Linked DNA regions of Mus musculus: all the other regions are linked to region 3. Evidence: chromatin loops called from intact Hi-C (ENCODE). Cell type or tissue: heart. All regions are shown on one strand. Region 1 holds the start of Gsr (glutathione reductase). Region 2 overlaps Dctn6 (dynactin 6). Region 3 holds the start of Ppp2cb (protein phosphatase 2 (formerly 2A), catalytic subunit, beta isoform).

What was found. Peaks named below come from ENCODE experiments on the same cell type or tissue, not always from the same donor. Only the 100,000 strongest peaks of a DNase experiment are listed, where the experiment ranks them.
Region 1: it touches region 3 in a loop (4-fold over the local background); 10 of 42 quality-filtered maps call a loop at or near these places.
Region 2: it touches region 3 in a loop (2.4-fold over the local background); 2 of 42 quality-filtered maps call a loop at or near these places.

What each region holds. Positions count from the first base shown.
Region 1 is chr8:33,648,996-33,656,995 of GRCm38, reverse strand. Gsr (glutathione reductase) reads right to left here and starts at 3,758. Exons shown (of 13, transcript NM_010344.4): 1 at 3,217-3,758. The coding sequence starts at 3,456. It overlaps Gm33433 (a long non-coding RNA gene), which reads right to left. Exons shown (of 3, transcript XR_870309.3): 3 at 4,120-4,764. In heart, no CTCF peak of the experiment used is centred here; a DNase peak (open chromatin) is centred at 3,485; H3K4me3 peaks cover 2,202 bases; H3K27ac peaks cover 1,738 bases.
Region 2 is chr8:34,096,447-34,104,446 of GRCm38, reverse strand. Dctn6 (dynactin 6) reads left to right here. Exons shown (of 7, transcript NM_011722.4): 3 at 7,153-7,258. Among named protein-coding and RNA genes, the nearest start is that of Dctn6, 8.3 kb to the left of the region's middle. In heart, a CTCF peak has its summit at 3,280 (motif pointing right); DNase peaks (open chromatin) are centred at 2,426, 2,796, 3,236 and 7,054; H3K4me3 peaks cover 1,357 bases; H3K27ac peaks cover 5,228 bases.
Region 3 is chr8:33,595,527-33,603,526 of GRCm38, reverse strand. It overlaps Ppp2cb (protein phosphatase 2 (formerly 2A), catalytic subunit, beta isoform), which reads right to left and starts at 3,906. Exons shown (of 7, transcript NM_017374.3): 1 at 3,509-3,906. The coding sequence starts at 3,610. In heart, CTCF peaks have their summits at 1,610, 3,263 and 4,041; DNase peaks (open chromatin) are centred at 3,486 and 3,976; H3K4me3 peaks cover 3,187 bases; H3K27ac peaks cover 1,981 bases.

The sequences.
Region 1 (8,000 bases), 53 kb before region 3:
AATGATGTGTGTCTGTAATCCAAAAACCTGGGAGGTAGACACAGGAAGATCAGAAGTTCAAGGTCACCCTTAGCTACATAGTGCTTTTAAGGCCACCCTAAATACGGTCAATCCCACAATCCCAGCACTTGGGAGGCAGGACCAGGCAGATCTAATCTATATATGGAGTTCTAGGCCAGCCAGGATTGCATATAACTACTTCTATTTATTACTCGTTTTTGTAGTAAATTCCAGCTTTATTAGCAATGATTCAAAACATTTACACACACACAAACACACACACACAGCTCACCACCACCAGTTTCCACAACATATTTTTCTGTATTCATCACAAAAATAGTAACGGAAATTTTAGAAAGTAAAATGATAACTAAAATGCCTGCTCCCCAAAACTGGGATTTTTATCTGTTCTGCTGGCTGCAGTGACCGTCCAGAATCTATAAACATATGGGGAAGAGAACTTGCTGGAGAGATGCCTCAACAGTTTTGGACATGTACTGCTCTTGCTAAAGAGCACAGAATACAGAAGCCAGAAGCCAGGTTGGACAGCTCACAACTGCCTGTAATCCTAGCTGACTCTAGCCTCTGTGGACACCGACACTCACACACGCACACCAGCCTTCAACACACACACACATAGACATCTATGCAATGAAAAAGATTTACTTTCATTACACACACACACACACACACACACACACACACACACACACACACACACGTATGTGTGTTTTGCCTGCAAGTATATATGTGTACCATGAGTGTGCCCAATGCCTGAGGAAGTTAAAAGAAGGCACTGGATCACCCAGAACTGGAATTAAAGACAGTTATGAGACACCATGTGGTTGGTTACTGGGAACTGAACCCCAGTCACCTGCAAGAGCAGCCAAGTGCCACCTCTCCAGCCTTGAAAAAACAAAGCCCCTGATGCATAGATTTCCAATAAGACTCAGTGAACAACTAAATAAAAATAAATATAACCCTACTACGGGGAAATAACATTGCCAGAGGAAGTTCTTTTATGTGTAGGAACAGAGCTCGTATTATAGGTCAGGCTGGCCTTGAACTCAGCAATCAGCCCTCAGTAACGGAAGTGAGAAGCAACATTAATCTGAACTACTACTTTACTCTGAGCAGCCATTCATCACCTGCAAGAATTAAGACAGTCTTGGGCTGCGGAGACAGCTCAGTGGTTAGAGCGCTGGCCACTGTTCCTGGGAACCTGGGTTGGATTCCCAGTACCCACATGGCAGCTAACAACTGTCTTTAACTCCAGCTCCAGGATCCCATGCCATCCTCTTCTGGCCTCTGTAGGCACTAGGCATGCATGTGGTGCAGATATTCATGCAAGCACTCATACAAATAAGCACTTAAACAAGAAGACAGACGGACAGACCAACCCCACTTTTTGGCTGACTGTATTTGGTCTCCCCATTATACTGCAAGTTCCTTAAAGGAACCTCTGTAGGGAAATATTTCTATCCACCTCCTTCCTTCTGTTAGATTCTTCTAAGAACCCCAAACATGAAGAAATAAAAGGATCCGCTTCAGAAAGCCTCTGATTTCCCTGCACATGCAAATTACTTCCTGTAGTAAGTTCACTCTTCCAACTCTGGGCAGACCACATTACTGCAATCCTTGGGCAAATCTATCCCCGCTTCTACCTTTGGGTTACATTTTCCCTCATACTGGCTGCAGCCCCCTTCCCTGCTTTGTAATTCAAAGCCAAAAGCTACTTTGTGGAGGTCCCCAAAGTTATGCGACTGAAACAGAAAAGGACATTTCAAAGACACACACTGATGCTTTGGTGGAAATGGCCGTGGCTACAGAATGATGAACTGGGAACGAACGAAAGCACTGGGCACACACGGTCAGGTGGACCACTGATAGAAAATGTCACTCTGCGCTGTCCTTTGCTTGCTCCGAAGATGTTTGTCTTCACCTTATTTTTAAGCCCCGAGACAGGATTTCTCTGTGTAGCCCTGGCTGTCCTAGAACTTGCTCTATAGACAAGGCTGGCCTCCAACTCAAATATCAAATCCGGGCCAGCCCCTTCTTGATTAATGTCAGTAGAACCAACAATGACAGTAGATGTCACAAATCCGTGGTGATGTGACAAGTGGGGAGGAAAACAAACGTCTAGCTTCCTGGAAGTCACTCTGTAGACCAGGCTGGCCTCTGCCTCCCAAGTGTTGGGATTAAAGGCGTGAACCACCACACACCCATTCATTTCCAACCGTGGCTTGAGCATGCTCACAGCTTCTCATCTCTAGCTTCATTCATTTCACAAATAGCTGTTGAGCAAGGTATTTTAAGGTAACAAGCAGTACACAAGCATAGGAACCCGCCCATGCCCCTAAGGAGTTCCCAATTTAGTATAATCTAAACGCATTCAAAGGCATTAGAGAACCTATCCCCAGTCCCGGGTGACTTTTGAGGTTCAGCATTTTCAATCACTAACAAAAACTCTGCCTTGATCTTGTGATAGGAAGAGCCACACTAACGTGGGAACGAGACTTTCAATCGTAAGATTTACCACCTTTCTCTCTTTCCTTCTTTCTTCCTTCCTTCCTTTTTAATTTGTAAACCTGTCCCCAAACAATCCACAAACGGTATCACAAAGCTCTGAGAAACCCCTTAAGGTTTCTCTTTGGAGGCAGCTTGTAGTTCTCAGGCTTGGCTGCAGTTGGGATCAACTGCGTGTTTCTGAGCTTGCTAACCCCCGCGCCGCATCTCCACGTACGGTCGGGAGCCTTGGAAACAGCAGAACAGGGAGCGGGAAACAGCAGAACTTCAACTCTCCAGGGGGTTCCTTTGCGCAGCCAAAGTTAAGAACTACTGTTACCTAGCACTTTGCCCTTGAAATAGATCAGACCCGACCCACGCACGCACACACACACTCCTCCACGCCAGAACCCTCCACTGCTCCCCTCGCCCACGCCACTAGCAGTTTCCCAGAGAGTTTCGTGTTTCCCAGCTCCAGCGCCGGATGCCATACTCCCCCGCATGGAGTTGCACGCTGGGCAGCTAAGCTTGGCTGGAGTTTTTTTGGCTTCAGCATTGCACCTGTGCAGAGTGGCGGGATCGGCGGCGTTACCCTTTTTCCCGCCACTTCTTGGGATCCCGGGCCTGGGAGTGGGGAAGCACCCCGGGCGCCGCGCTCAGAGGCCGGGAGAAAGCGCGCAGCCGGCGCGGCCCGAGGGCCCCGGTACTCACGCAAGTGCCACCCAGCTTGTGACTCTCCACCACCGCGGCCCTGGCGCCGAGCTCCGCCGCCCGCCGCGCGCTGGCCAGCCCGCCGGAGCCGCCGCCGATCACCAGGTAGTCGAAGGAAGAGGTGTCCGGGGCCGGGGGCTGCGGCTCGCCGGGACTCGCCATGGCGCAGGTGAGCGCGCGCGCTGCCCGCCGCAGGCTCGGGGCCGCGCCCACGCCCAGCGCCCGGGGCAGCAGCGCCATGCGCGGAAGTGCGCGCCGGGAGCGGGGTGCAGCGTCGCCGTGACTAAGCACCGCGCCCGAGGGCCCCTGTCCCCGCCCCGCAGCGCGTGGACCGAGGGCGAGAACGTGCAGGTTTTGTTTCCCCACCCCCAGCTTCTCGGATTCCTGCAGGCCTTAACCTACTTTCCGCTTTCAGGGCACTTGGTACTCGTAAAATGAAGAAGAAAAAAAGGCTGGAATAATGAGTGGAGTGGCCGAAATGATTTTTTGTGATCCATAGAGGAAGCTTAAAGAACGGACTGAGATGGAGCTGCCAACTAAACCGGCCAAGATCCCCGAGAACAATGTGTAGTTCATATAAGCACCAGGCTGGGAGCCCCACGGCTAAGAAATGAGGAACACAGGGCCCCTAAGCCCCACACTCCAAGCTGGATATTACGAATCAGAATGCTATACAGTCTGTTGAGGCTTTTTTGTTTTGTTTTGTCTTGTTTTATTTTCTGTTTAAGAAGTAGCCAGGCAGTGGTGGCGCACGCCTTTAATCCCAGCACTCAGGAGGCAGAGGCAGGCAGATTTCTGAGTTTGAGGCCAGGCTGGTCTACAGAGTGAGTTCCAGGACAGCCAGGGCTACACAGAGAAACCCTGTCTCGAAAACACCAAAAAATAAAAAATAAAAAAATAAAAAATAAATAAAAAGTAATATGACTTGGGAGATAGAAGGAACGTGGGTTCAAGATCATCAAGGAAGAAGGCAGATTTTTCCTTCTGGTAGAGTACCCTGTAATAAATGTAGACAGAATAATAACTTGAGAACATTTACAAGGTCACAGTGACCAAGCGGCTTTCTTGGGAACCATTAATGATTGCTAAGATCACCGAGTTAAAGTTTGATGGGGATATAGAGTTGTGTAAAGATAGATAGATACAGATAAACACACGAAGAAAGCACCCCACCACCACCCCCACACACACAGGCACACAAACTCCTACTTGATCACAAAAGGGAAACCAACTTTTCTGCCGGCACCGCCTTGTCCTAAAGATCAAGATTAAATACTGCTAAGTCATAAGAAACGTGCCGTTGTGAGGCAATAACCAGTATTCAATTAAACTTACACAACCATCCTGCTTCTTTAAAACATTCAGCGGCTGGAGAGCAGTTAAGAGCCCCGGCTGCTCTTCCAGAGGGGCAGAGTTCCATTCCCCGCTCCATTGTGTCAGTCAATCTCACAACCGCTGACGTTCCCGTTGTCTGGCCAACACCAGCGTTACTTTGACTTATTACATGATTTCAGCGTCAGCGTCCAATATTGAGGCTCAGGATAAAAACTGAAGAGAATAGAGAACAACTAAAACTTAAATGCGAAGTTAGCATAAAGCACATCGTACTATTAGAAACTCTTGGGCTGGAGAGATGGCTCAGCGGTTAAGAGCACTGACTGCTCTTCTGAAGGTCCTGAGTTCAAATCCCAGCAACCACGTGCATGGTGGCTCACAGTCATCTGTAATGAGATCTGATGCCCTCTTATGGTGTGTCTGAAGTCAGCTACAATGTACTTATAATAAGTAAATAAGTCTTGAAAAAGAAAAGAAACCCTGGGAGGCAGTTTGTGAGGCTGTTTTGTTGAGAAACTGTATTTACAATTGGCTGTGGTGGCTCATGCCCTCAATTTCTGCAGACAGAGCTCTGAGTGCCAGGTTAGCCTGGTCTACATAGGGAGTTCCAGGACAGCCACAATAGAGATACCCTGAATGGATGATAGATAGATAGATAGATAGATAGATAGATAGATAGATAGATAGATAGATAGATAGATTAGATAGAGGTGGGGTCTGACGGAGCAGGCGAATCTGAGTTTGAGGTCTACACAGTGAATTCCAGGACAGCCAAGGTTACACAGAGAAACCCGGTCTCGAAAAACCAAAAAAAAAAAAAAAAAAAAATTTAAGACAGGATCTCAAGGAGCTGGAGAGATGGCTCAGTGGTTAAGAGCACCGACTGCTCTTCCGAAGGTCCTGAGTTCAATTCCCAGCAACCACATGGTAGCTCACAACCATCTGTAATGAGACCTGACACCCTCTTCTGGTGCATCTGAAGACAGCTACAGTGTACTTAGATATAATAATAAATAAATCTTAAAAAAAAAAAAAGACAGACTCTGGCTACCTCTGGAATGTGGGCTGTGCCACCTGCTGCCACTGGCATTAAAGGTGTGCACTACCTCACCCTGGTCTTTTCATAGATTTTTAAACTACATGTCTCCCTTATAGTACTTTCATAGATTCTTTTTTTTTTTTTTTTTTTTTGGTTTTTCGAGACAGGGTTTCTCTGTATAGCCCTGGCTGTCCTGGAACTCACTTTGTAGACCAGGCTGGCCTCGAACTCAGAAATCCACCTGCCTCTGCCTCCCAAGTGCTGGGATTAAAGGCGTGCGCCACCACGCCCGGCACTTTCATAGATTCTTTGTTCTGATTGAGTTAACTACTTTCCTGGGGGCTGGCGAGATGGCTCAGTGGTTAAGAGCATCGACTGCTCTTCTGAAGGTCTCAAGTTCAAATCCCAGCAACCACATGGTGGCTCACAACCATCCGTAATGAAATCTGATGCCCTCTTCTGGAGTGTCTGAAGACAGCTACAGTGTACTTACATATAATAAATAAATAAATCTTTAAAAAAAAAAAACTATTTTCCCTTATTGGCATATCTAAAGTTGCATCCATTAATTCCATTATCTGTCATTTATAGATTTAAAAAAAATCTTTAACATTACATCTATCACCGTGAGTGACTTTCAGGACAGCCAGGGCTACACAGAGAAACCCTGTCTCGTAAAACAAAACATAACAAAACCAAAAAAAACCCATTACATCTATCTAGTGTGAATGTGTGTGTGCACATGCATGCACACGTGCGTGCTCAAGTGCACACACATGTGCAAGTATATGTGTGGAGGTTAGAGGATACCTTTGGGAGTTTGATTTCTCCTTCTATTGTGTAGCTATTATTATTTAAGGTCTGAATAGAAATACTGAACAAAGCTATGAATTTTTGTTGTCTCTTAAGAAATGCTGGTTAGGCTAGGCAGTGGTGGCGCACACCTTTAATCCCAGCACTTGGGAGGCAGAGGCAGGCAGATTTCTGAGTTCAAGGCCAACCTGGTCTACAGAGTGAGTTCCAGGACAGCCAGGACTGCCCAGAGAAACCATGTCTCAAAAAACAAAAACCAAAAAAAAAAACAAAAAAAAAAAAACCAACAACAACAACAAAAAACCAACATTGATTATTCTTCCAAAGGACCTGAGGTCAATTTTCAGCAGCCACATGGAGGGCCACAACTGTAACTCGAGTTTCAGGGGTTCCCACACCCTCTTATGACTTTCACAAGCACTAGGTACAGAAGTGTCACATAGACTTTTTTTGGCAGGAAAAACACCCAGATACATAAAAATAAAATAAATAAATCAATAAAATCCCGGTATAGTGCCTCATATCTTTAATCCCAGCACTTGGGAGGCAAATGCAGGCAGATCTCTATACGTTTAGGCCATGAGTTCCAGATCAGCTAGTGCTACACAGTGAGACCCTCTCTCAAAAAACCACAGAAGGCTGGAAGAGGACTTGGTGGTTACAAGGACCTGCTTCAGTTCCCAGCATGCACATCTCATAATTTACACCTGCCTGTAATTCTAGCTCCAGGAGATCTGATACCTCTAACCTCCAGAGTACTCACACTTAATGTGCACAGCTGAATACACAGACAGACAGACAGACAGACAGACAGACAGACAGACACACACACACACACACACACACACACGGCATCTGTGATCTAACATAAAGTTAAGACATGACTGAGATACAGAATAAGTTCAAAGCGGGTCTAAGCCAATTTGCTGTATCCAGCATGGCTCCAGGGATGGACTTGACTGTGGAGGCAAGGGAATGGGGAGAAGTCACACAGAAAAGCTGGGAACTGGCCTCCTCTCTCTGATGGAGAAGCCACAGCACCCTGGAAGTACAGTATGTTTATTATACAGAGCTGAACAGAGAGGCAGGATTCATGCATACAGCTGAACATGGACTCAAGTTATTATATAAATGCAAACAAGGAGGCAGGGTCTACGGTAATCAGTTGGTCCAAGGAGACAGGTCAAAGCTAATTCAGAAGATGCAGTCTTTATAGGGGAGAACAGAGGCCATGCATAGATGGGTGAGGAAGCTATGGTGGGCATTTTTCTGCACACACTGCCAATATCCACGCATGGACCTGAAGAGAAGGTTTTGTTATTTCCCTCTTAGCCACAACGTTATTGCCATTTCCCGTGGTTTCCCGTGGGTCTCAGCTGGGATGTCAACAGCACACATTACTCAGATCTTTATTCAGTCAGGGCTTTCTCCACTCCACATGCAACTAAGTGGGACTCTCTTTTGAATTTTAAAAAGGGGGGAGGGGAGACAGCTCAGTGGTACACACACACACACACACACACACACACACACACACACACACACACACACACACGAAAATGTAATAAAGACACGATGGCATTTTGTTGCTACATTC
Region 2 (8,000 bases), 500 kb before region 3:
GCAAAGATAGTATTTAGTTTATTATTTTAATAATTTCATTTTTTTCACGTGTATGGGTGTTTTTGCCTGCATGTATGTATCTATGTGTTTCAAATGCGCATAGTACTAGCTGAGGGCAAAGGAGAGCTCCCAGCTTCCCTACAACTGGAGTTATCAATAGCTGTGAGCGGCCGTGTGGGTGCTGGGAATTGAACCTGTGGAAGAACAGCCAGTGTTCTTAATCACTGAGCCATCTCTCCAGCCCCCACATGCACTTTCAGTCTGGCATTTGACCACTAGCTGATACTATACAGCTAGAATATTAAATCTGTAATGGTATGCCATTAAAGAGTTTTTTGTGATAGATTTATAACATACAGTCTCACTATATAACTCCTACCTCCTATGTGCTAGGATTAAAGGCATGTGCTACCGTGCCCAGCCTTATGAAGTGGTTAAAAAATTGTTTTACTAATCCTTTGAGAATTTCATAGAACATGTTTTGGTTATGTTCACACCTACTCCCTCAGAAGTGATAGAGAAAATCTTTAGGGAAAAAAAGCTGGAATGATTTGCTGTTTATCGACAGAGTGGCTTGCTTTATGCATAGTGTGTGTGTGTGTGTGTGTGTGTGTGTGTGTGTGTGTGTGTGTGTGTATTTCCTATACACATATAGTGATGCTCGGCATCAGATATGCACTAAGCATGCAGTGAACATGCTTACATTTATCTTAGAAACAGTTTCATTTTAAAAGCAAGGAAGGGGGCTGGAGAGATGGCTCAGCGGTTAAGAGCACTGACTGCTCTTCCAGAGGTCCTGGGTTCAATTCCCAGCAACCACATGATGGCTCACAACCATCTGTAATGGGATCCAATGCCCCCTTCTGGTGTGACTGAAGACAGCAGCAGTGTACTCATATAAATAAAAATAAATAAATCTTTAAAAATAAACAAGCAAGGAAAAGATGCAGGAGAGGGATGCAGTTATGCGGTGTTTGTCTCCCCGTTTTTATCTTATGATTGTTGTAAGTGTTTATCTCTCCTAACCCCAAACTTTATGCTTCTTTAATTGTGTATATAAAGAAGTGGTTTTTCCCAGACTTTGGGCTTAGATAATTATTTCTGTCACTGTTGCACTTAGCATAAAATATCTTCACTTTTTGGCAAGTATTTATTTTTCTGAAATAACACCTCGGATGTAAACCCTCCTCCTTTATAAACACTATTATAAAGTTTAATCAGAGCCAAGTTACCTGGTTCCAGCTCTCCGACCATGTCTTGCTTTTCCATGTCAAGCTTTTCTTTGGTTTTGCTCGGGTTCCTGGAGTAATAGTTGTAAATCATTCCTGTTGTCTATGCAGTTGGCAGTTGGAACTTGATAAACTACTCCCCAGAGAGTTGGGGAGCAGTAAACAGAAGTGTATGGGGTGCCCCACAGACGTGTGTGCTCCACAGAAGTATGTGAGGTGCTCCACAGGAGTGTGTGAGGTGCTCCAAGAAGTGTGTGAGTGCTCCACAGAAGTGTATGTGGGTGCTCCATCGAAGTGTGTGAGTGTTCCACAGAAGGGTGTGAGTGCTCCAAGAAGTGTGTGTGGGTGCTTCACAGAAATGTGTGAAGTGCTCCACAGGAGTGTGAGTGCTCCAAGAAGTGTGTGTGGGTGCTCCACAGAAATGTGTGAGGTGCTCCACAGGAGTGTGTGAGTGCTCCACAGAAGTGTATGTGGGTGCTCCATAGAAGTGTGTGAGTGCTCCACAGAAGGGTGTGAGTGCTCCAAGAAGTGTGTGTGGGTGTTCCACAGAAATGTGTGAGGTGCTCTACAGAAGTATGTGAGTGCTCCAAGAAGTGTGGGTGGGTACTCCACAGAAGTGTGTGAGGTGCTCCACAGGAGTGTGTGAGTGCTCCAAGAAGTGTGGGTGGGTACTCCACAGAAGTGTGTGAGGTGCTCCACAGGAGTGTGTGAGTGCTCCAAGAAGTGTGTGTGGGTGCTCAATCTAAGGACTGCCCATCTTTTTACACTTTTATTAGTTTGAAGAGGGCAGGGTTTTCTTTTCCTGTGTTTCAAGTTATTTGAACCTTACACTGGATCTGTGGTTTTCTAGAAATTGATTTATTTGTTCTAACAGTGAGGCTGACTAGAAGTATGAAGCCAGGTGTGTGTTCTGTCAGGGCTGCCTACATCCTACTGTCTCAGAATGGGGGTGTGTGGGTGGGGCTGTGACAGAGGGGCTGTTGCAGGGGGTAAATCATAGAAGTCCAGCCCTGGGGAGGCACACCGCCACTGGAAGGTGCTCAGACTGAGTCCTGCTCATTTTCATAGGATCAGACTTGTTTTCTATTAGACTGTTACAAAGTACTTTCTGTAAATCCTCCCTCTGAGAGTTGGCTGGCATGTAACGTGAGGAAGGCCCCAGGGGAGCCCCGGCCCACGAGCTTGTGAGGACAGACCCCCATGGCACAAGAGGAGCAGCCCGGGCACAGTGGGACACTCCCACCTGACCCTGTGAAGTCCAGGGTGGCCTTGAACTTCTCACCAGCAGAGCTCACCCCAACCCAGAGCCTCTGCTGGGGTCAAGGGAGTGGTGTAATTTTAAAAAGAAAGAGCTTGGGTTTATTTGTTGACATATGAAAATGTATGCAGAGCTTGCAAAGGTGAAGAGCGCCCTTTACCAAATGAGGGGAAAGAGGCATGATGCAGGAATGTCCTCTTGGCAGGGCTCTGGAAGCCCAGCCAGCGGTTTAGAAAAATAACTCATACGCCAGTTAAGGGAGCTCTGACTCCAGACACATTTGTCCAAACAAGGAGATAAGGCAGAGAGGCTTTCAGCACACTCAGTAAGAAAGTATACAAACCGCCCTGCCAGGAGCCGCGCCAAGAAGGTCCACGCGGAGTCAAGTGGGAAAGGGGACTTGGCATGGGGACTTGTTTTTAAAGAGCATTTTAGCTTTAAGACCCCTACACATGGCCTAAGTCAGACTCGTTCTAGGTAGAAGGTTTGTGGCACCCAGGAGGAGATTGTCTGGTAGGTGTCATGCCGCCCGCCGCTAAGGCTGCCCGGAAGGCCAGGCCCCCTGTCCCAGGCCTGCAGTGTGAAACTGCACACAGCTGTGCCTTCTTCCTGTTCTCCACACCACACTCTTAGCTGTCACATGTGCTCTGTGCTAGCCTCACTCGAGGGGCTGTGCAGTTTCTTGCGCACCCCCTCCCACTGCCTCCCCAACTTGCTTTCATCTCTCAACTCAAAGCAGATTGGCTTCCCTCTCTATTTCAGTCCCTGTGGGCCACAACCTGCAGTTGGGGCAGGATGCCAGCAGGTGGCAGTAGTGTCAAAACCAAAGGCCTCACCTAAGCTGTCCATGTGCTAGCTCCAAGAGAGCATCCCTGACATTTATACTCAGTTCTCCAGTTACCAGTTCTATTAGTAACTCACGATTAACAAATAATAATGACAGCAAGAAAACATCCGCTTAAACTGTTCAGATGCCGGGCAACAGAGAGTCAGAGGCAGATGCACCTCTGAATTTGGGGCAGCCAGGACTACATAGAGAGACCCTTACTCAAAAAAATACTCATTCTGATTTGATTTTGTTATGTAATAACTTTGTTTCATTTTACTTGTTTTGTTTTTGGTTTTTATGGTTTTTGTTTGTTTGTTTGTTTTGAGACAGAGTGTCATGTAGCCCAGGCTAGCCTCCAACTGGTTGTGAAGTCCAGGATGGCCTTGAACTTCAGATCTTCTTTCCCCCGCCTAAGTGTTGGGATTGCAGGTGGCACCACAATGCCAAACTGTGTTTTGTAAATAGAAGGGTGGTATGTGTGTGTGTGTGTGTGTGTGCGCACACACGTCAAGGCCAGGGACAACCTCAGGTGCCACTCAAGCATCCACCATCTGTGACGTTATAGAACTCAGCAAGTGTCTCCAGGGAGCCCTTTGTCATGGATTTTTAAAGAAAAAGTAGCATTGTCATTTGTTTTCAGAGGTACACGGAAGAGGAATGTTAAAAAAGAAAGACAGGCCACCAGTGCCAGGGGCTCCTAGTCTTCAGAATACATCCTTAGGTGGGCTTCTCACAAATTGTGCTTGTCACAGCTCCAACTTAAGGGTCAGCAGGAGGCCTGGTGCCTCTGGCTGCTTACCCAGCTCTGACCAGAGGTCTGCTGCCTGTCATGGCTCCAATGATCTCCATGTCCCACTTAATCCCTTACCAAGCAGAAGGCTCTCCTGTAGTTAAAAGCTGTTACCATGACACCTGAGGAAAGGAGAAAGCAGGCCCTGCTCTGTCCTCAGGCCTAAACTACCCACTTTGCTCAGTTTTCAGGAATTCTGAGCTCTTCGTGACACAGTAACCTTGTCGTTTTTAATGTCTTCCTGTATATATTGTGTGCATCCAAGAGCATGGTCAGGGGTCAGGGTCAGGAGTGGGTTCCAGCGTGTGGGTCTCGGGGATAGAATTTGGTTCACTAAGCTTGGCAGCAGTGGCTTTCCTTGCTGGGCTGTCCTGTCAGCCCCTGAATCTCTCCTTCAGAACTGCAGGTCAGATCCTGTGACATCTCTTTCAAACAGTGTTTCTTGTAACCCACGTTTCCCGTCCTGTTACAGATGTGGAAACAGCCCTTGAGAGAACATAAGCACACACATTGCCTATATGTGATAGAGACCAGAGTCTAGACTTTCTAGACTAGGATGGGTACAGGCTGGGGCTCTAATTACAAAGACCCTAACTTAGACTGTGGCCCTTGGAGTATTTTGAAACAAAATAGAAATCCGTATTGAGTGAGCTGTAGGTCTCCTTGGGCTTTTACCACTGGAGGGTGTAGAACTTGTTATCTCAGAAGAACCCAGGACTGGTGATGGCATTGCTGAGCACCTGGAGCCTGTGATGCCTAAGTGGCCATGCTGAGGAATGAGGTAGGTAAATGACAGTGTATTGATGAAATGTGAGATGCGCTGTAGCCATAAAGTGTTCGAATGCTTTTCTCCGAGTTTTATTTTCAAGCTTCTTACTGATTTTGTATGTGCTGGTGTTTATAGGTCTCAAGTATGCCACAGTGTTTAGTCTGTAGTAGCTTTTCCCTGCACTTAGACAGTCAGGCCCGTAAGGAGTAGGACTCACAGACAGGCCCCACCATTCTGTGCTTGCTTTATTTTAATTTTTAGTCGTGATTGTTTATTTATTTTATACTATTTGTGTGTGGGCATGTATCTATACTATACATATATGTGGGGGTGGGGTGGGTGTATTGAGAATATTCTCTCCCAAATAGCAAGGCTACTTGTACAGTCTCATACGCCTGTGTGCTTTGGGACTCCATGCCCTGTTTTGGGCCCCTACTCTCTTTATCAGTTCCCTTGGTTCTTTATCTCAGGAAAAGAATGAGCTGCACTGAGAGCCCATCCAGAGCCCCGCTGCTCACCTTGGAGGCTTCGGATCTGTTGGGGATTGGTTCTAATTGTGAATCTGTGTGTCCAAACGCTGAAGGTCCTTGTCCCCAATTGGTTTTTGACTGATCAGTAAAGAACCAATGGCCAAGCTTGGCAGGTAGACTGAGGTAAGACTTTTAGAGTTGTGTGGGCTAGGAGAAAACAAAGAACAAAGATGGCTATGACAGGGAAGAAGAAAGACCAGACCTAAAGGCCTGGACACGTGAGAATCAGGGAGAGTGGCCACATGAGCCACTTCCCCAATTGTGTTTGGGGTAGCAGAGATGAAATATAGGTTTTAAAAGATTTCAACACAGAAATACCAGAGGGGGGTGTTTGCTAGCAGCAGGAAGGATAAGAACTGCCCAGTCATTAAGCTAGTCAAGGCATATTAAAATTACCTGGTGTGTGTGTGTTTCATTCGAGAATCCAGATAGCTCTTGGGCGGGTATGTACATGTGATCGATCCGTCAGGAACATTAAGCAGTTTAACTATGGCTACGCGTATCTGTTTCATAGAATTGGGTGGGAGTTGGTGCACTAAGTAATCCCAGTTGTCAGGACAACTTCAAAGGGGCAGAGATAGCCTGTGTTCTGTGTTCGGGGCGTGTGTGTGTGTGTGTGTGTGTGTGTGTGTGTGTGTGTGTGTGTGTGTAAGAGACGTTGGCACTAGGAATCCCATGCAGGGCCTTGCACACACCACCTATGCTCACGCTCACCAACTGAGCTGCTCCTGCTCCCGCTCCCGCTCCTGCAGTCTGTTTATTCCTCTGTTGCCCTTTAACATAGAGTGTTGCATCTTGCCTTTTATAAGCAGATAGTGACTGTTTATATACCACAGATTAACAGTTTATAACACAGAATCCTGGAAAGTGACACCTCTGCCCCCTTGATCCTTCCGTCCACCTTCCTTTCTGAGGGAGTTACTTCTCATCACTGTGTACAAATAAAAATAGCGTTGAGTGACCCAGCACTCGGGCTAGGCAGAGTCCAACAGCAGGAGATAGAGTGGGATCCTTCTTTAGAAAACAAAACAAAAACAGAAAGAAAAAATAGCTTCAATCCTACGATAAGAGTAGGTGGGTGTGTGGGTGGAGGAAGGTGTTTTCTCATCAGTGGGAGGTGGGCGTGTGGCCACTTCCTCCAGAGCCACCCAGTTCTCAGAAGCTGTCCTCCTTGTGCCCTTAGATTGAGACTGAGCTGTCTCAGGTCAGTGTCACGGCTCAGCACCCACCTCTGGCTCCTCTTGCCTCCCTCCCCTTAGGTATGAGAACTGTGCTTATCATGCCCTGCCTGCTTGCAGTTGCTACACACACTCAGATGATACAAAGAGGCTGAAGGCGGGCGGACTCTGTGTTTCCTGACTTCTGTGCACCTGTTTTTCTTAATCACATAGAAGCGCTCGCTGCGTTATAAGCAGTGTCAGGCCCGTCTGAAAGCAAGGACAAGAATTAGTGTTATCTCTGCCCACGTACCACACACTGTCTCCACACTCTGAGGTCACAGGCGGTTGGATGGAGGCTGAGCTGTCCGCTCTGCCATGTGTGCCCTTTCACTTCCCTCGGCTGTAGGTCTGGCACTAACTGCTGCTGATAACAGCCGGAGATAGTACCTGTACGGTACTCAGCACGGTGCCTGGCACGGCCTTAGAAAAGGTTCCTCCCCAAGCTTCCCCCACCTCCCTCACCTCCCACCTCCTGCTGGAAGTGCAGCCTGCCCTGATCATCTCCTCTCCCCTGCTCTGCTGCACAGGCCCGAGGACGGTGATCCACCCTAAAGCACGAATTATCGCGGAGGCCGGGCCAATAATCATCGGTGAAGGAAACCTGATAGAAGAGCAGGCCCTCATCATAAATGCGTGAGTAAGACTGTGCTCCAAACTGGACGGCACGGGGAAGGTTTCCCAACATCGGCCGCTGCCCAGGAGCCTCTTACAGCTTAGCTCAGGAACGAGTATTCTTTCTGAGCAAGAGAAGGGGGAGGTTTGAGGCCTGGTTAGCATTAAGTACATGAGAGACACAGAAACCAAACCAGAAAACACTGAGAAAAACACACACACACACACACACACCAGCCCTGGGTCTGGTGATCTCCCAGTGGGATACTTGGATCCATCAGCAAACCTGTAATGGTTTCCTGATCCCATCCAACATCCCTGTGTTGTGCTTACCATACCTACTACTGTTTTGGTTGGATTTCTTTTGATGTCTGTATGTGAATTTAACTCTGTTTTGCCATATTCCACATGGGAAGCATCCAGAATTATATTCACAAGTATGGGATCCTTGTAGCAATTTGTAAACTTTAAAGAGAACAATGTGAGAAACTGTTAATGTATACCTTTGTGCACTGAGCTACAATACCCAGGATATTTTCGAAAGCATGTATAAATTTTTCTAGATAAAATTTTGGCAAGAAATTTAAGCTTTTACCTAATTTGTAGCAACAACGTATGGAATTTGTGTGGGAAAATATTTAGCTGTGATAAAAGGGCTGATTTGTCTGACACTTACACAGGACGTGTGGGAGTTTCTGACGGTGTGAATCCATCTTTCCCAGTATTACTATCCTCCATCTTTGGCACCTTGGTTGTGAGATCA
Region 3 (8,000 bases):
TTAATGGCCTAGAATTTGCACATATTCTTACACAAGCCCCAGATTTTCTGACTAAAGACTAAAATGGATATCTGTCAACAAAGAAAGCAGCCTAGCCCCCAAACGCAAGCCCCCCCACCCCCAAACCCTCCCCACCCTCATCCTCCTAAGACCTCCCGACTCCCCCATAGCTCATCATCACAAACCGTCTTCAGTTATAGAATAAAATCTTAACAGGTCAATCTTTTTTTAAAGTTTTCCCAAGACGAGAGATAAATATAGTTCTAGTCACAGACTGTCCTGGACAGGCCAGACAGGCAGTGCGGCACACCATCTTTAAAAGTGTCGTGTACCATGCCACAGCAGGAAGCAGTATTTATGTTCAAAGGAGCCAGGTCACAATTAGCTTTGAATCCGGATGCTAACAGAGGGGAGTGTATCAAGCCTGTGGTTTCAGAAGGCAGGCCTCACAGTCCTAGGCCAACAATTCTACAGTGACATAAACTCACTTCAGAAGCCAGACAAGTCTCTTGTGCAGGAACTTTGGCAGTCGTTCCCCACTGATACTTCCATAAGGTTCACCGCCACGACCCCAGGCCAGGGCCTTTTCCATACCCACCTTGATTTCAGCTGCCTCAGCTGCTGAGCTAAATCAGAGCAGGAATTTAATGTCTGGGGGACAACTATCTCATTACAATGTCGCTTTCTATAGAGTGGTATGGCAAACAAAATCTAAAAGTCACATTATTAGAAAATTGGGCCAGCAGCCGGGCAGTGGTGGCACACGCCTTTAATCCCAGCACTTGGGAGGCAGAGGCAGGAGGATTTCTGAGTTTGAGGCCAGCCTGGTCTACAGAGTGAGTTCTAGGACAGCCAGGGCTACACAGAGAAACCCTGTCTTGAAAAACCAAAAAAAAAAAAAAAAAAATTGGGTGGGCTAAGCATGGTGGAACATGCCTTTTATATCAGCACCTAGGAGGCAGAGGCAGGCAGAGTTTGAGGTCAACCTGATCTACAAAGTTCTAGGGAGCTAAGACTACACAGTGAGGAGTGCTCGCTCACGCTCTCTCTTTTTTTAAAAAGGTAAATATTAACTCTCTTTTATCCCGAGAAATGGCTCAGCAGCTAACGGTGCTTGATGCTCAAGCCTGAAGACTAAAATGTGATCCCCATAGCCCACATAAAAGTGGCATTCTCCACAAGCTGTTTTTTTGACCTCCCCATGTGCACTCACAAACACATCATACAAAATCAATGTGCACACGTGCATATGCCCAAACACACACATATGCGCATACACCCATACAAATACATTAAAAACAAAACCTTTAAGAAAACTAGCTAAAAGGAATGAAAGCGGGTGACTGTAGACCGCTTGTCTCTGTTACAACCTTCCTACGAGGCTTTCTAGCTCAGGAAGGGCAGAGTATTTATTCTCAAGACCAAGTGGGAAGTAAGGACGTCGCTTTACAGCGTTGCTGTAAACCTGGTAACGTGTGTGCTGAAGATAACAGGAAACACACGGCCAACGGACCCAAAGTCTCCATTGAACTACAGTCCCCAGAAGTCCCACTAAAGCAAGAGTGACAACCGAGACAGACCAGAACTCATTTCTCATGTAACAGTCGCCTCCATCAGGATTGTATGTGCTCAGCTCCTGATACTTCCCACCCAGCAGATTGTGTATCGTCACCCCTGCCTCACAGAGAAGCATCCCATGTGCAGACGGGCAGCTAGCTCGCTGTGGGGCAGCAGTGAATTCTGACTGGCTGAACTTAAATAGGGGGGATGGAGCCGGCTCAGCAGCTAAGAACCTGTGCTACTTTTTCAAGTGACCAGACCCCACAGCAGGTGGCTCACCACCACTGTCCCAGACAGCTCCAGGGAATCTGACAAGGCTGGCTTCCCCAGGTTTCATTCAACACTAATCACACAGACATACGATTAAAAATGAATAAATCTTCAAACCTATTATAAAATGGGACCAGACCACCAGGTGGAAGAAAACAGGGACACATGCACCCGTAGGCACATACCCGCATGGGCATACCAGGGTCATGCACAGGCCAGGAAGCCAGCTATTTCTCCCACTGGCAACTCCATCCTCTGGGCTAGAGGACAAAGCAGTGGGTGACACTGAATTTGTGGAGATAAGCAAAGAAAAGAGACCCACAGCCTAGGATGTAAGCTCAAAAACACGGGATAACTGGTAATCCAGTTTACTTAGAAGTGGAGTTTAAAAAAAAAAAAACTTTAAAAGACTCACAAACCTTCCTAAGAGTTTAAGACTTCAGTGTGATACTTCAAAGCCATGGTACAACCTTCTGTAAGAGTGGATCCTAAAATTATCAGAAAGTCAAATGGAAACACCTAGCCGGATTCGCCACCTCTTGGTTTATAGGTTGGATGTCACAACTACAATAAGGTTGACTGACTCAATTTCCAAACTGGACAGCCCAGTGGTGCTCCAGCTTGAGAGAGATCACCTAAAAGGTTACCTTTAAGACTTAACGAAATTACAGGTTATCACACAAGATAAATAAAAGCTAACTGAGACGATACACAAACAGTTTCTGAGGGAAACACCCTTTTCTTCACGGCTCTACTAGAAGAAAGAAACTCTCCTGTGCTAAGTACTTATTCAACCCACAAAGGCCCTGGTCAACTTGAAAAGCGCACCAAGAGCCATCTATCACTCCCCACCCCAAGTAAGGAGTGCCTGTTATCAGACGGATAAACAAAATCCTTTGGTAGGATCCTAACTTCTGGGGAAAAAAATGTAGACTCTGACTTGAATACTTAGCTCCGTTACTCTCTCGCAGGGCTCTTGAACATGGGGAAGCGAGTTAGCCCACAATAAAAAAGAGGAATGAAAAAAAAAAAGACTCTAAATAAGATGATATAAGCAAAAAAAAAAAAAAAAAAAAAAAACCCAAAAACCTAGCGGTTAATAAACCAATAGATACACACACATGTCTGAAAGCTGAGAAGACACGATCAAAAAGGGATTACCTAATCCATTACCTGCAAGCTATAGCGTGGGGTCGGGAGGGATACACAGGGTTAAAAAAAAAAAAAAGGAAGTAACTTTCTGTAACGTGGCCGGTTCTAAATAGCACCTATCCCAGTTAACGTTGCCAGTAAGCACCGTTTCCAAATTCAGCACCTGCTGTCTTCTTCCTGAAAAAGACGTCCCTCTCCATAGCCACTCGGCCGCCCAGACCAGCCTTCAGTCATCTGCCTCCGCCAAACCCAGGCTGGGAGAAGGCTCGGCCTGCCATCACGCCCACTAGTGTGCAAACAAAAGCTCCTTGCACTCCGTGGATCACCTGCGAGCGATCGACGCCACACTAACCACCGCTCGGTGTTAACGACTTTCAGGGCAGTTGTCCGTGGAGCCCGGGGACTGCAGCAGCCTGGTTTTCGGGGCGTGGGGTGGGGTCCCGCACCCCGTCCCCTACTCCAGCCGGGGGCCAGGGCCCGTTTCCCCCCCCGACCCCTGCGCGCGCCTCCGCGGCGGGCCGCCTACCTTCTCGCACAGCGTCCGCACTTGGTTCTCGTTCAGCTGCTTACACTCGTTCAGCTGCTCCACCCACTGGTCCAGCTCCTTGGTGAACGCCTTGTCGTCCATGGCGGCGAGCCGCGCGTCCCCGCCGCCTCCCCCGCCGCCGGCCCCCGGCGGGACCACCGAGCCGCGGAGCGCGCAGCCCGCGCCCCGCCCAAGCCCAGCGGGCAGCCGCGGGCCCCGGCCTCCGGGAGCGCCCGCCCCGCCCGGCCCCGGCCACGCGCCTGGGGCGCGGCGAAGGGCTTACGGCTCGGAGCGCAGAGCGCGGCGCAGCTCGGCTCGGCTCCGGCCCGACGGCGCCCGCCCGCCCGCTGCCACCCGCAGGCCTCTCCGCGCTCTGGCCACGGCCCTCTCGCTCTTTCTCTTCCCTCCCTCCGGGTTTCCGTCATCGCCCCGGCATTTCCGCCGGGAAAAGGCGAGTGGGCGGCGCCGCCGGGCCCGGCGCACGAGGAGGGGAGCAGCGCCCTCGCGCGGCCCGGCGGAGAAACGGTCCCCTTGCATCCTTCCCCCGGTCCTCCTGCCCACTCTGCCCTTGGGGAATCCGGTTCTCGCCTTGGACCTCTCTCCGCACAGGGCATTGAGACTGTTGGGCTTTTCCCTCAACCTTTCACTACCCTAGAGCATGCACTAAATATTTATTGAGTAAATTTCTACTCTTAGCAGTAATTCATTGCGTAGCCTTGAATCTCAGACCCTTTCTGTCTATATCAGAAAGATAACTTTTAACAAAGGATGTATTTACGTTTATGTCACGTGTGTACAGGTGCCTTGGGAGGACAGAAGAGAGTATTGGCTCTCCAGGAGCTGGAGTTGGTGGTATATGGTGCTAGAAACCAAATTTAGGGCATCTGTAAGAGTAGCACACATTCTTCATTCTTTCTTTCTTTCTTCTTCTTCTTCTTCTTCTTCTTCTTCTTCTTCTTCTTCTTCTTCTTCTTCTTCTTCTTCTTCTTCTTCTTCTTCTTCTTCTTCTTCTTCTTCTTCTTCTTCTTCTTCTTCTTCTCCTCCTCCTCCTCCTCCTCCTCCTCCTCCTCCTCCTCCTCCTCCTCCTCCCCCCCCCCCTCCCCCTCTCCTTCCCCTCCTCTTCCTTCTTTCTTCTTTCTTCTTCTCTTGGTTTTTTTCAACACAGGGTTTCTCAGTGTAGCCTTGGCTGTCCTGGAACTCATTCTGTTGACCAGGCTGACTTCGAACTCAGAGATCCACTTGCCTCTGCCTCCCAACTGCTGGGGTTAAAGGTGTGCACCACTACCACCAAGCTGTGTTTATCCTAACCTCAGCTAATCTCTTTAAACCATGAAATGATTTTTAAATTTTTCTGTGGCCATTCCATCTTATCATTCTTTGTTGTGACTACTATGATGCCTTGGCTGTAATTAGTGATCTTTATATAACAGGGGCTAGATACCGAGACCTTTAAAGCTGTGCTCACAGACCCTATTTCCTGGGTCTGAAACATGTACGGCTGCTTCTGCTGTTCGCAAGTGCTCAACAGCGTCATGGTTCCTGAGTTGGTTTTGTCAATTTCTCAGCTTGAAGCAATCCCCAAACTGCCTCTAGCTGCAGATTTGTCATTAGTTGAAATAAGTAAGCACAAAATCTTGTCAGTTGTGTGAGTACATGGACTTTGTGAAGTAGATGATCTCCAGTTTTAGGTGGGCTCTGGGCATCACACTCAGGCTTGTAGGCAAAGTACGCTGCCCCCCAGCCATCTCTGCAGACCTTGTTTATTTTAAGACAAGGTTTCTTTTATTCCAGGCTGGCTCCCTGCTCTGGAGTTGAGGATGACCTTGAACTCCTAATCCTCCTGTCTCCACTTTCCAAATTCTGGGATTACAGGCACTGCTACCTACCACACCTCTCTCAACGATGGAGTGGGAAAAGCAGCTGCCCAGTGGTACAGCAACACTACTACAGTGCAAGGGTTGGGAGCTGACTTTATAAGTTATGAGTGAATATCGGCAGTAAGTAAGAGAGACTAAAGTGTTTTACTAAGTAGTGCTATAGAGGAGGCAGGAATTTGGTCCCCCACACTTGCCACCCCGAGGCAGTTTTCACTGTGTGCCACAAGCTGCACTGGTACCTGCAGTGTCTTGCCTCAGCTTTGTGAGTTGCTGAGGTTAGCAGCATGCCCCTCCACATCTAAATGCCTTCTCTGTGAAGTGTGGCTATGCCTGGGGAACTCAGGATTCCCTTGAGTGCGTTCTCTGTCTTATTAACGAAAGCTTTGGTAAATAGAAGGAAGCTCAAGGACCCGTTTGTCAGAGTTTAAGAGAACAACAGGCAGGGCTGCAGATCTTGGCAATTTTGACCAAGAGGGAGATGAAGAAGAGGAAGAGAGGAAATCACACCTTTTGAGGTAAGGCCTCAGAAAGCAGGCATGTTCCATAGTGGAGCTACAAGGTGCGAGGAGTAGAGAGTAGAAAAAGAATGTTCAGAGGTCAGGGAAGAAGTTATAGTCTGTTAGGAAAGGGAAAGCATCCCCAAGAACTGAGCATCAGTAGGTTCCGGGGAAACTGGGCCCTGTATAAGTCATTAGCATAGCATCCTCTGCTGTCCTGACGGCCCTCACTTGAGCTGAAGTGCCCCTCTTGCCACACAATGTTGGGACGACTTTGCACATGGCATCTAGGAAACCAAGACCCTTTTTAGAGTACTTTGTACAGTCTATGTGCTTTGCATCTTTCTTCTCACTCCAACAGCGCCATACAGTGAACACTCCCTCCATCTGACAGATGAGGACGGACACAGGCGTGGGATGTGGTGTTGTAAAGGGTCCATGATCCACCGAAGAATGACACCCAGGACTCAAGTATGTAAATGCAGAGTGTTTTATTTTACAGAAGTCAAGCATGCTGGGGTCTCCCATTACCAAGATACAGGGACAACAAAGTGAGCCATTCCCGTCTGGGGTGTGGGGGCTGGAAACTTGCTGGGGAGGTCTGGAAACTGCTGCTGAACCATTCATTGCCCTTGCCTCAGGCCAGGTGGCGGGGCAGCATCTGGGGCCTGGACTTACCTGGACTTGCCCAGTCCTGATCTGCTGATTTGAAGCCTGTTATGGAGTCAGCCTAGCCTTCTCAGTGTGGGGCGAATAGCAGGAACATTGTGTTTGATACCCAAAAACCACACATACACCCCACATTCATGTATCTGACAAAGGATTGATAATTAGAATATATAATGAACTAAACAAAGTTAACTAAACACTTCCATCAAAAATGGCAAATGGTATGAATGTGACATTAGTTAAGTTAATGGACTGTAGTCAAATGAGTGCAATGGCCAACAGATCATAACAACACAATGCTTTTCACTTCCTTAGACTTACAGACTGCTTTATGTTTCTAGTATTTCATACTGTATTATTTTTGCTTATTAATTGAAACTTTATTGTAAAGAACTTGCACATACAGAAATTATGCCTTTAACCCCAGCCCTTGGGAGGCAGAGGCAGGTGGTTCTCTGAATTCAAGACCCAAACCTGGTCTATAGAGTGAGTTCCAGGACAGCCAGGGCTACACAGAGAAACCCTGTCTTGAAATAAAACAAAAACAAAAAGCAAAAAAAAAAAAAAAAAAAAGGAAAACATAAAGAGCAAATGATATGAAAGACATCAATCAAATTAATGAATAGACAGTAATTAAAATGAGTGCAAATAGCCAACAAATTATAACACCTTACATTATCTTTTGTTTCCTTAGGTTTACAGACTGCTTTGATATAGGTTTTTAGTATTTCACACACTAATTTTTTATTATTTTTTTTATTTATTTATTTTCGAGACAGGGTTTCTCTGTGTAGCCCTGGCTGTCCTGGAACTCACTCTGTAGACCAGGCTGTCCTAGACTCAGAAATCCATCTGCCTTTGCCTCCCAAGTGCTGGGATTAAAGGCGCGCGCCACCATAGGGCTCACACACTATTATTTTCCCACCATAGGGCTCACACATTATTATTTAATTAATTGAATCTTTATTGTAAAGACCTTGCAAATAAAAAACAAAACAAAACAAAACAAAAGCACATGCTGTGAGATTATCCAGATGGAGTTATACATCTCAGTGAACCTCCACACAGTTAAAACAGCTGCCGGCCATGGTGGTGCATGCCTTTAGTGCCAGCTCTCAGGAGGTAGAGGCAGGCGGATCTCTGAGAATTTGAGGCCAACCTGGTATACAAATTCAAAGACAGCCAGGGCTGTTACATAGAGAAACCCTGTTTCAAAAACAAAACAAAACCCAAAACAAACAACAAACAAGCTGTGGATTTTATACTTTTACTAGCAATTATATTTTTATGCACACCATTTTATCTATGTACCAGATTGTCTTTCTTTTCTTTCTTTTTTTTTTTAAATATTTATTATATATATATGAGTACACTGTGGCTGTCTTCAGACACACCAGAAGAGGGCATCAGATCTTATTACAGATGGTTGTGAGTCACCATGTGGTTGGT